Regions from separate parts of the Homo sapiens genome. Here regions 2 and 3 are each linked to region 1. The links are chromatin contacts, found by Hi-C or POLR2A ChIA-PET in ENCODE. All regions are on one chromosome and are shown on one strand. The core of a region is the stretch at or near the end of the contact, and the rest is flanking DNA. Distances in the headings are between cores, read along the strand shown. Region 1 has its middle 71 kb from the start of BCOR. Region 2 has its middle 55 kb from the start of LINC03053. Region 3 has its middle 160 kb from the start of LINC03099.

Region 1 (3,308 bases), core at 802-3,301:
GCCTGCTCGGCTTTTATTGTGCACGCAGCCTGGTCTGCGTGGATCCAGCACGTCGTGACCGCCTCGCAGGCGCGCACGGACACCCTCGGATTGGCATTTCTATAAGAGCTGGGCGCATTGTCTCTGCGGCGACACACACACACCCACACAGATAATAAAGGGCCACGGACTCCTGACCAACCCTCCTCGCAACCCATAATTAGAGATGACCTTTGCGAAAGGCAATTAAAATATGGTAATGATCGATGGGCTCGCCTGTTTCCAAAAAGGAAAATACACAGGTGTTGGCTTCAGGAGGCTCCACCTGGCCGGGCCGCGAGGCCTCCTACAGCTCATGAATGAACTCTTTCTCCTGGGAAGCTTCGATTCCCCGCTACCTACGCTAGCGCTGGCTCCTCTCCTCCCTTTCCCCTCCCCCACCAGAGCTCTGGCAGCCAGGAGCTTGCTGGCGGCGGCGGGGCTTTGTCATCGGAACGCACACACAGACACGCACACGCGCGCACCCGGCCACCACGGGACCGCGGCAGCCGCGTCCTTCCTCGCTGCGCTTCCTTCCCTGCCCCCTCTTTTAAAGAGCTCCTCCAGACCCTTTCTTTTCTTCCGTCCTTTATGTGTGCGGTCCTTTTGCATCAAGGAGCTCAGGAAGCATTTTAGGGGGGCCTTCCGCGGAGCGCCGGACAGCTCCTGGGAGGCAGAACTCAGGACCCTACACGCGCGGAGAGGACGCGGGGACAGCCGGGCTTTGTTTTGTCTCTTGCCTCTGCCGGGAGGGCGGAGAAGCCTCGGCCGAGCTGGGGCCCACTGGCGAATTGGCGGCGGCAAACACCCCCCTCCTAGCCTAAGTGGAACCTGAAACTCCGGACTTGGTCCGGGTGGGGCACAAAGCTACGTGGAGGGTCTCCCAGTCCACAAGTGGCTCTCCCCACACAGACAAATGTGCAGTGTCATTATGGTGGCTCCTGTTGCTCGAGGCCTCGGGGGTGCTCCGGCGGTGCGCGCACACCTCACCTCCACAAGGCACGGAGGGCGAGAGGGGGGCCAAGGGGCTGGGGCTCCCCGGGGGGCTGCCTGGAGGAGACGCCACATCGGGCCTTCCCGCACCCCCGGCTGCCTTCCTGGACCGCGAGCACGGAGCCAGGGCGGCCTCTCGCCTTTCATTACGGGGCCTACGAAAGCAGCAGCCCAGGCAAATATGTAGCTATTAAAATTAATCGCCCCGCGTTGTCAGCTGAACATAATGCAAATTATTTATGGGCTGTCTGCGCAATATTTATCATCGTGCAGGCTCCAGGCGCTTCGTGCCTCCTGGCCTCCCCCGCCCGCCCGCCCTGGCCGGCGCAGGGCGAAGCTGCGCGCAGGCTGCAGCGGCCTGGGGGCTCTGGGAACCCGAGTGGGGTTCCAAGGGCGAGGCCGTGCGTCAGGCCGTCTTCCAGGCCGAGGGCCTCACTTTAGTTTCTGCCATTCAGTACACATTTATCGGAGGCCTATTACGTGCAAAATTAGGAGGTCCGCGAAATCGGGGTGAAAACCAATTTGGAGAAATCTAAACCAAACAGATGAGCTCGGGCTCGAGGGGCGATGCAGACAGAGGCTCCTCAGCTGCACAAGAGAATTTTCTCTGGCTCAAGTCGGTCCTTCAACCTGGGAAACCCATGTTTGCTAAAGCTGGATTCGCTCTAGGAGAAACAGGGAGCATCTGATGTGCTCAACAGATTCGAGTACAACGCTATCGACTGGAACAGGAATTCGGTGTCCTTCGAGCCTCAAAACTTGTTTGCTGATCGCAGATAACAGATTAACTGTTAATTGTCGAAATCGGCCAACCATTTAGTTTATCACTGTTGGGGGCCCCTTGGTATTCGCTGCACTTTTTATATGTAAAAACAGTCTTGGTACCTCCTAAACGGCTTTTGTGTGGCTTTTGTTTCTCTTTCAAATACGGTGTTTTAAAAAACAGCAGCAACACGCCACCCCACCCCCTCTTCAACCAAGCCTTCTGGTTTAAAAAAAAACAAAAACAAAAACCAGGAGGAGAAATAATCTATAGGACAATCCCCCCCCTACTGGTCGGAGCTGGCGTTGGGGCTTTTTACGCAGATCGAGTCGCCCAGGGCTGCGGAGGTAAACAGGCTTTCTGCACCGCTGCTAAATGAATCACGAGGGGGAAGAACCGAGACTGCTGGGCGAGGGAGGCCTCGGGATCTGGGCCGGGAGCCAGGGCGGGGACGGCGCTGCACGGGGGGCAATGAGGTGGAGACGGGACCAGGGTTAACCCTGGTCCAAGGCCCCAAGGCCAGGGAAGGGAGAGTAAGGCCGGTGGGCGGTCCAGCCGGAGGCCCCTACTCGCTATCTGCGAGGCAGGGTGAACGCGCAGCCTGGGCCTCCATCCCCAGCGCGCCTGGGCACCACCTGGGGCCGGTCACGCTGCCTGAGCCCATCTGCGAGGAAGGAGGTCACGAGGCACCCCCTCCCACAGAGTTTTAACAACTCCAGGCCTTCAAGACGCAGTAGCAGGCCTGGGTCTTCTGATGTTCATTTAAAGCAAAATGATCGCCTTTCTTCACTGTCCCCACCCCAGACGCCAACAACACCTTGCACCTAGCAGACCAAGCCTGAGTCAAGACGTCCTTCGGTCCTGGGGCTGGGGGAATGGCTACCAACGGGCATCTCTTCTGCAGACTAACAGAAGGGGATATAGCCAGGAAGCTACTATAAATTTATATTCTTCTTCCGGTTTTGTTTTGGTTTTGGTTTTTTTTTTTTTGAGACGGAGTTTCGCTCTTTTGCCCAGGCTGGAGTGAAGTGGCACGATCTCGGCTCACTGCAACCTCTGCCTACCGGGTTCAAGCAATTCTGCCTCAGCCTCCCCAGTAGCTGGGATTACAGGCGCCCGCCACCTTGCCCGGCTAATTTTTTGTATTTTTACTAGAGACGGGGTTTCGCCATGTTGGCCAGGCTGGTCTCGAACTCCTGACCTCACGTGATCCACCCATCTCGCCTCCCAAAGTGCTAGGATTACAAGCGTGAGCCACCGCGCCCAGCCTTCTTAAAATGTGATTTGACCCAATTTAAAGCCTCCCTTTCTTCCCCATTAACCTCCAGTTTTTGACAGATTTTCTTAGAACATTCCAAAGATTCTCTCATTACTTCAGAAACTTATCTCGAAATGATGTAAAAGGAGGTTCAAAATATTAGGTTGCTTTTGGGTTCCCTTTATCTCGAACATTGTTGCGTAGATTTGAGAAAGGGCTGATTTCTACTTTGTTTTCTAATCAGCAAGTCACTGGTTTTTCTACCTAAGAGAGACT
Region 2 (3,156 bases), core at 409-2,908, 220 kb before region 1:
CTGCCTCAGCCTCCTGAACAGCTGGGACTAGGGGCACCTGCCACCGTGCCCAGCTAATTTTTGTATTTTTAGTAGAGACAGGGTTTCACCATATTGGCCAGGCTGGTCTCGAACTCCTGACCTTGTGATTCGCCTGCCTCGGCCTCCCAAAGTGCTGGGATTACAGGTGTGAGCAACAGCAACCAGCCTGGGGCAGGGTTTCTTAATCTTTGTCACCAAAAGGCGTTAACAGCCTTCTAAGGGTGTCAAGGTAGAGTCCAAAGTGGCACCTCAGCAGGCTGGGCACGTCTTGATGTACCATGTTTGGCATCGCTGTTCATGTCCATCTACATTCTATTCCATCAGAGGGCCCTGTGCTTGTTTGAATAGAAGAGCGACATTGACAATCACTTCAAATCCAATACAATTGATCCTCCAGGAAGCGCTGCCACCTTTACCCTGTAGTTTCAAGTGCCCTAACATCCCTGAAGAGACTGCAGAGTACAGGGACCCAGTCTAAAATCACAGAAGGCTGCCCCTACAGTCCTGTCCATTGCTGTTACGCTTCCTTCTCTGTTGTCACCCTTATCCCTGGGGGATTCCCAGCAGCTCTAAACTGAGGCAAGAAAGAGGGAGTGAGGGTTGGGGTGGGAGAACCACTCCTCTCACCTTGCTGCTTCATTCACAGCTCCCTCCTCCTCTTCCACCACCCCCACCCCCACAACCCCACTGCAGCCCAGAACAGAACTTGGCACATTCTAAAACTGAGTGGTTGCAGCTGCCACAGACGCCTGAGAGGAAGGGGTTAAAAACATCTTTCATCTCTCAGCAGTGCCTTTATATAGTCCATGTGTGACTCTGAATGGTTATGGCTTTATATATAGTGTGCTCTGTGTGGAGACAGAAAACACTGTAGTTAAGGGAACAAAGGCGGTTCTAGTCTAATGACCTGCTCTTATTTGTGGGGACCTCATCTCTAAAGGGCGGCCTTCAGGTGACATCTGCCATGTTGAGTGTATGCCTGAAGAATCACACCAATAAACACTGGAGATGCAAATACAAGAGAGGTAAGAACGTGCACAAATAAACTAAGGCCACTCATCCTGTTTATTGTTTCTAGAAAAAAGAAAGCACACGTTTCCCTTTGGATGTTTTCACACATAGCCAAACCTTAAAATGTCAACTTCTGCAAGGTATTTGACCTAAAAATAGTAAAATTTCTGTGTCATTTAAAAAGCCATTTAAAATGACAGACTTAAGCCTGATTTTTCAAACATACATCTGGAATGACAAACCGAAGTTGCATTATTTAGGGGCAGAGTCTTTGAAAGCAGCTGCTAGGCCTTCATTTTACTAAAATCTGCCTGTTCCTGTGGTTTCTCGTAGGTGACATCTGCTTGGATTTTTTGGACGACAGGTCTCTTCTTTGTCCCTTGGTGATTAAGAGAAACAGGAAAGAAAGAAGGAATAGCTCGGGGGAGGTGGAAGGAGCTGGCAGTAACATGATGGGAAACCACGCACCTTTGCATCTTAGATGATAGCCAGCCTCTGCTCCCTCTGGGGCACTAAAGGGCTCAGACCTACATTTACACACTGCTGCACTCAAAAGGAGCAAAGCCAGGAGTTCCAATCGAACCAACCTCGCTTGGCCAGAGAACGTCACATGCACCCTGGCAGGCAGGCAGGCAGGCCGCCAGAAGCTCGCGGTTTGTTTAGACAGCACAGGTCACTCCTGTCCACACCCAAGGCTGACGCGGCTTTATAAACACTGAGCACAGAGTGCGGTCTGTGCAGCAGCCCCATCAGAGACCTGCACTGCACCGGGGCAGGGCACTGAGGACAGGTTCAGTTGTGAGTTCAGAGGGAGCCACATTTCTTCACCCACTGGAAGAACTCAGCTTAAAACAAAGTGTGCCAGGAAAGGGCCCATTGGGGTCCCCTTAGCAGCCCCCACAAAGCCCTGGGAGCGCTGGACTGGGAAGCACGAGATGAAGGTTCAAATCTTACCACAGCTCGTAACTGGTTGTGTGACGTGGAGCAGGTCACTTGGAGCACACCTTTCTGAGCCTTCCTTTTCCAAATACAGAGCTTAGACTACTGGCTCCAAAAGTCTTATCGTTCTGGTGGATCATCAATTCACATTTATTCAATGTATGAATGAACAAATGAAGGAAGGAAGGAACTGAACCACCGAACAAATGAACAGCCTGAAATAGGGGTTCCCAGCCCAAGCCACCTCTGCCTTCCACCCAGCTCCGCACCGCACCCTTCACACCCTCTGCAACTCCCTGAAGGGAAAAGGAAAGCATTTGAAAAAGGCTTCCTACAAACGTGAATTCACAGTCACATTTTAAAAGCTCCAGCGCCAAAGCATCTCCCCAACCCCCCACTGCTTCGACCATTTACCTAAGGAGAAGCTCACCACCAGTTTCTCCGACTCCCTCATTCTGCCCTCAGCTTCCTGCGCTGGAGCCCCTGGGAATTCCGGCCCATAAGCTGCAGCCCCAAACCTTAGTGAAGAAACAAACGGGCTGCCCTCTCTCTCCTTGCACTTCACCAGTGGGTTCGTTTCAACGCCTGTGGGTGTATTTCAATGAGAACAACATGAAAACATGGGCGGATTCTTTTCTGTCTAAAAGAAAAAACCTGGACCAATAAGCTGAAGTAATAACAAAGCAGAATGTGGACATCTGCTCCCCGCCCTGAGCGACTCCCCACCTCGCATTTCCTGGGGCCTTGTCACACCCCCCAAGGCATGGATTGCCAAAGTCAAAATTAATTCCCCTACATTGACTGGGCATTGCAACCTGCTGATGTGTTGCTTGCGACTTATTTGTTCATTCATTAAACTAAAATGCAGTGAGCCCTTTCTAGGTGCAAGGCGCTGTGGAGGCTTCATTTTGAACAAGCCTTTTAGGAAGCCTGCGGTCTAATGGGAAGCCGAGACAAGCCCATTAATAACTGTGATACAGGAAGAAACGAGGCGAGGCATCAACCCAGGAAGTGCTGGGAAAGAATAAAAAGAACGTTTGTTTGTGTGGAGGTGGGGCTGGAAGTGCTGGTCAGGAAGGCTTCATGAAGGTGGTGGCGTTTCACCTGGGCAGTACAAGTCTGGGCAAGATTGCAACAAGCCTGACTGGAAGGAAAAGCACTCTGGGTACAGGATGCTGAGTGAGG
Region 3 (3,167 bases), core at 42-2,541, 250 kb after region 1:
AGTTCCTCATACCAGTGAGAAATGGGTACTCAAAAAACTCTGGGTGCCTTGAAAATTGCGGAAATGTATGAGCAGTAGAAATTTTGATATTCAATACTGTGAACCTCACTCGTTTTGATGAATTTAGAGGATGGCCAGTTTAATAAAAGATAGGGTTAACTAAAAGCTTTTCTTTGAGTGTTTTCAATTAATTAATTACCTATTGTTTTATTTTTAGAGATAGGGTCTCACTCTGTTGCCTAGGCTAGAGTGCAGTGGTGCAATCATAGCTCACTGTAACCTTGAACTCCTGGGCTCAAACAATCCTCCTGCCTCAGCCTTCTGAGTAGCTAGAACTTGAGGCATGTGCCACTATGCCTGGATAATTTATTTTATTCTTTGTAGAAACAGGGTCTCACTATGTTGCTCAGGCCGGTCTGGAACTCCTGGCCTCAGGCTTTCCTCCTGCCTCAACTTCCCAAAGCGCTGGGATTACAGTCATGAGCCACTGCCCCTAGCCCTGTTTTGAGTTTTATGTTCAGATGTTGTCATCAGCTGAGGAGTGTATCTTGCTGATGAGCTAAAGATTCATTTGTAATTAGTGGTCCTATTTGCATACTTTTAAAAACCTTCTTTCCACTGTGATCATATTTACCATAGTGGTTTGGTTAGAGAAGCCTTTTCTCATTGTAGAAATCAAGTAAGATGATGCAGGTGAAAATTACTTTGGATATTCTAATGAGTTCTGCAAATAGGGGAGATGATGACTCTAGTCAACTTCAGTTCTGGTCAAGTTTCCAACTGAAGTGATATGTCTTAATGGATTTTATTTTAATGTGTTAATGAAAAATGGGCCAAAGAGACGTGCATGCTGGAATTCAGAGTATTCTGAAGATGAAATTTCAGAGTTCAGCTCCTCAAACTCAAAATTCATCTCATCTGGCCTCAGAAGATTTCAGAAGGGTCACCAGGTTGCAAATATTCTTGCCTTATTTTTGTTAGAGAGAGGAAATAAGGGGCAAAGCTTTTGCCTCTGTCTTCCTAAGACTCAAGGGCAAAGGCTGTTCTAGAACCCCCAGATTCTGCCCTAGTCTTGCAGGAACTGGAGACAGAAAATTGACACAGGAAGGTGTGGGCCCTGAGAGCAGGATAAGATCAGGCATTGAGCCCTGGTATGCTTCTGTTGCTATTCCACAACCCACCTCAAAACTTAATGGCTTGAATGGCTTGAAACAATGAGTCATTGTTCCTTTCAATTCTGTGGGTTGACTGGGCAGTTCTTCTGCTCCACATGGTATTGGCTGGGGTCACTCATGCAGCTGCAGTCAGCTGGGAGCTTGACTGGGGCCAGAACATCCAACCGGCCTCCCTCACATGTCTGGCACCCTAGTAGCTGGGACTGAAATGGCTAAAGGCTGGCTGGGTCTCACTTTCTCTCCCTTCGTAGTCTCCATCCCCCAGGGCCTTTCTCCCTCCACATGGCCTCATGCTCCAGCACGGCAGCCAGACCTCTTTATATGGCAGTGGGCTGCCAAGAGAACAAAGGCACAAGCTGCCAGGCCTGTTAAGGCTGAGACCTGGAATTGGCACGAGGTCACTTCCATCGCATTCTATTCATCAGAGCAAGTCACAAGGCTGGTCCAGATTCAAGGGGAAGGGAAATAAGTCTCTACCTCTTGATGGGAGTTATGGGCGGCCATATTTGGGGACTTCCACACCAACCACAGCTTCTAGGCTTAGATAAAGGCATTGTGCCATCAGAAACCTCAGACCCAGCTGCTCCTTAACAGGTAACATCTCAGTTTGACCATTTGTTCATCCAACACCACCACAATAATAACCGTAGCTACTACTTATATAGCACATGCTATGTACCAGTTCCTGTTCTAAAGGCTTTACATTGATAAACTTATTTAACCTTCACAATAACCCTGTCCGCTATTATTATCCTCGTTTTACAGATAGGAAAACTGAGGCTCAGAGAGTTTAAATGACTTGCCGAAGGTCACACAGCTAGTTAAGTGGCAGAGCTGGAATTCAAATTCAGGCAGATGGTTCCAGAATCTGTGCTTTCACCCATTCTGCTATCTTACCTCTCATTCCTTGATGCTGTGTGTCAAGCTCCACTAGAGTTGCTTAGGATATTGAGATGCATAAGCCTATCTATGACAGAGACTGTTCCCCAGTATACTACATCCCCTTCTAACATAATACTCAAACCCTGATTTTCAGGTGGGCACATGGCCACTTAGAAGAAAGATTACATTTCCCAGCCTCCTTTGCAGGTAGGCATAGACATGTAATTAAGTTCAGGCTATTGGATTACAAGTGGAAGTGACAATGTGGCTGCTTCCAAGAACCTTCCTTAAGAGATGGCTGATATTTGACCATTGCCTCCTTTAGTTTTCATCTTTTGCTGCCTGGAATGTAGATGTGATGGCTGGAGCTCTAGCCACTATCATGAACCATGAGAACAAGGGCTTCACCTTCATCAATGTTGGGATCTGGAATGGTAGGCTGAAAGGAGCCTGGGTCTCTGAGATCTTCTTAGAACAACAGCCATTTCCATGCTGAACTGTTTATCTCTAAACTTTAACACACGAGAAACTGCTCTCACGTTTAAGCCACATTGCAATTTTGAGTCTCTAGCTCCTAGCCAAACCGAATCCTAACTGATAGAGTCCCTATCCCCCAAGGAGCTCACAATCTACTGGAGCAAAGTCCATAATTATGATCAAAGCAGAGTGAAATAAGTGGCCTAATCACAGTGATCACAATTTATAAACCAAGACTGAGGACAGGTAGCCTAAGTACAGGATTATGGGGTTGCTTCCAATTGGGAGAAATAATCTGGAAGATGTTGTTTTGATATTGAAATACTGGAATTACTAGGACATGTACAGGGAGGTAGGGAGATAGTGTGACATTTTTGAACTTAAGGCTAGCCCAGAAAACGCAGGACAAATGATAGCTATGCAGCAATGCCAGAGCCAAAAGGAAAATGCCATGTGAGCCCTGAGGAAGGAGCAAGAATTTCTAATGAGGGAATCCTGATCAGATTCACCGAAGAAGAGGTAAAAATTTTAACTTGGGCCTGAATTTGGGGATGGCATCCTAGCAGAGAGAAGAGCAAGACCAAAGGCCAGGTAGTGTGGAAATGGATGGGGAGTTTGCAGACAGGTCCATGT

The links. A loop is a pair of places that touch in the nucleus more often than their neighbours do. ChIA-PET counts read pairs that join two places held with the same protein, here RNA polymerase II (POLR2A). Pooled maps may share reads with other maps.
Region 2: a map of OCI-LY7 shows a loop between it and region 1 (2.5-fold over the local background). The contact joins two enhancer-like sites. A Hi-C loop is called at or near these places in 2 of 168 maps with a recorded cell type or tissue (Calu3 and OCI-LY7) and 3 of 50 pooled maps. POLR2A ChIA-PET finds 5 or more read pairs at or near these places in 2 of 52 experiments (OCI-LY7 and activated CD8-positive, alpha-beta memory T cell).
Region 3: a pooled map shows a loop between it and region 1 (2.6-fold over the local background). The contact joins two enhancer-like sites. A Hi-C loop is called at or near these places in 3 of 37 single-sample maps with no recorded cell type and 2 of 50 pooled maps. POLR2A ChIA-PET finds 5 or more read pairs at or near these places in 1 of 52 experiments (PC-3).

What each region holds. Positions count from the first base shown.
Region 1 is chrX:40,167,605-40,170,912 of GRCh38, forward strand. It overlaps a transcript of BCOR not described here. Among named protein-coding and RNA genes, the nearest start is that of BCOR, 71 kb to the left of the region's middle. RefSeq lists enhancers at 1,517-2,207, 2,208-2,898, 2,481-2,680. Within about 2 kb of position 2,052, at least 16 of the 41 ENCODE cell types and tissues checked have a DNase peak (open chromatin) inside an H3K27ac peak, as active enhancers do; they include OCI-LY7, where a contact is called at or near this core.
Region 2 is chrX:39,952,378-39,955,533 of GRCh38, forward strand. No RefSeq gene overlaps it. Among named protein-coding and RNA genes, the nearest start is that of LINC03053, 55 kb to the right of the region's middle. RefSeq lists a silencer at 1,553-1,781. Within about 2 kb of position 1,659, at least 4 of the 41 ENCODE cell types and tissues checked have a DNase peak (open chromatin) inside an H3K27ac peak, as active enhancers do; they include OCI-LY7, where a contact is called at or near this core.
Region 3 is chrX:40,419,785-40,422,951 of GRCh38, forward strand. No RefSeq gene overlaps it. Among named protein-coding and RNA genes, the nearest start is that of LINC03099, 160 kb to the left of the region's middle. Within about 2 kb of position 1,292, at least 3 of the 41 ENCODE cell types and tissues checked have a DNase peak (open chromatin) inside an H3K27ac peak, as active enhancers do.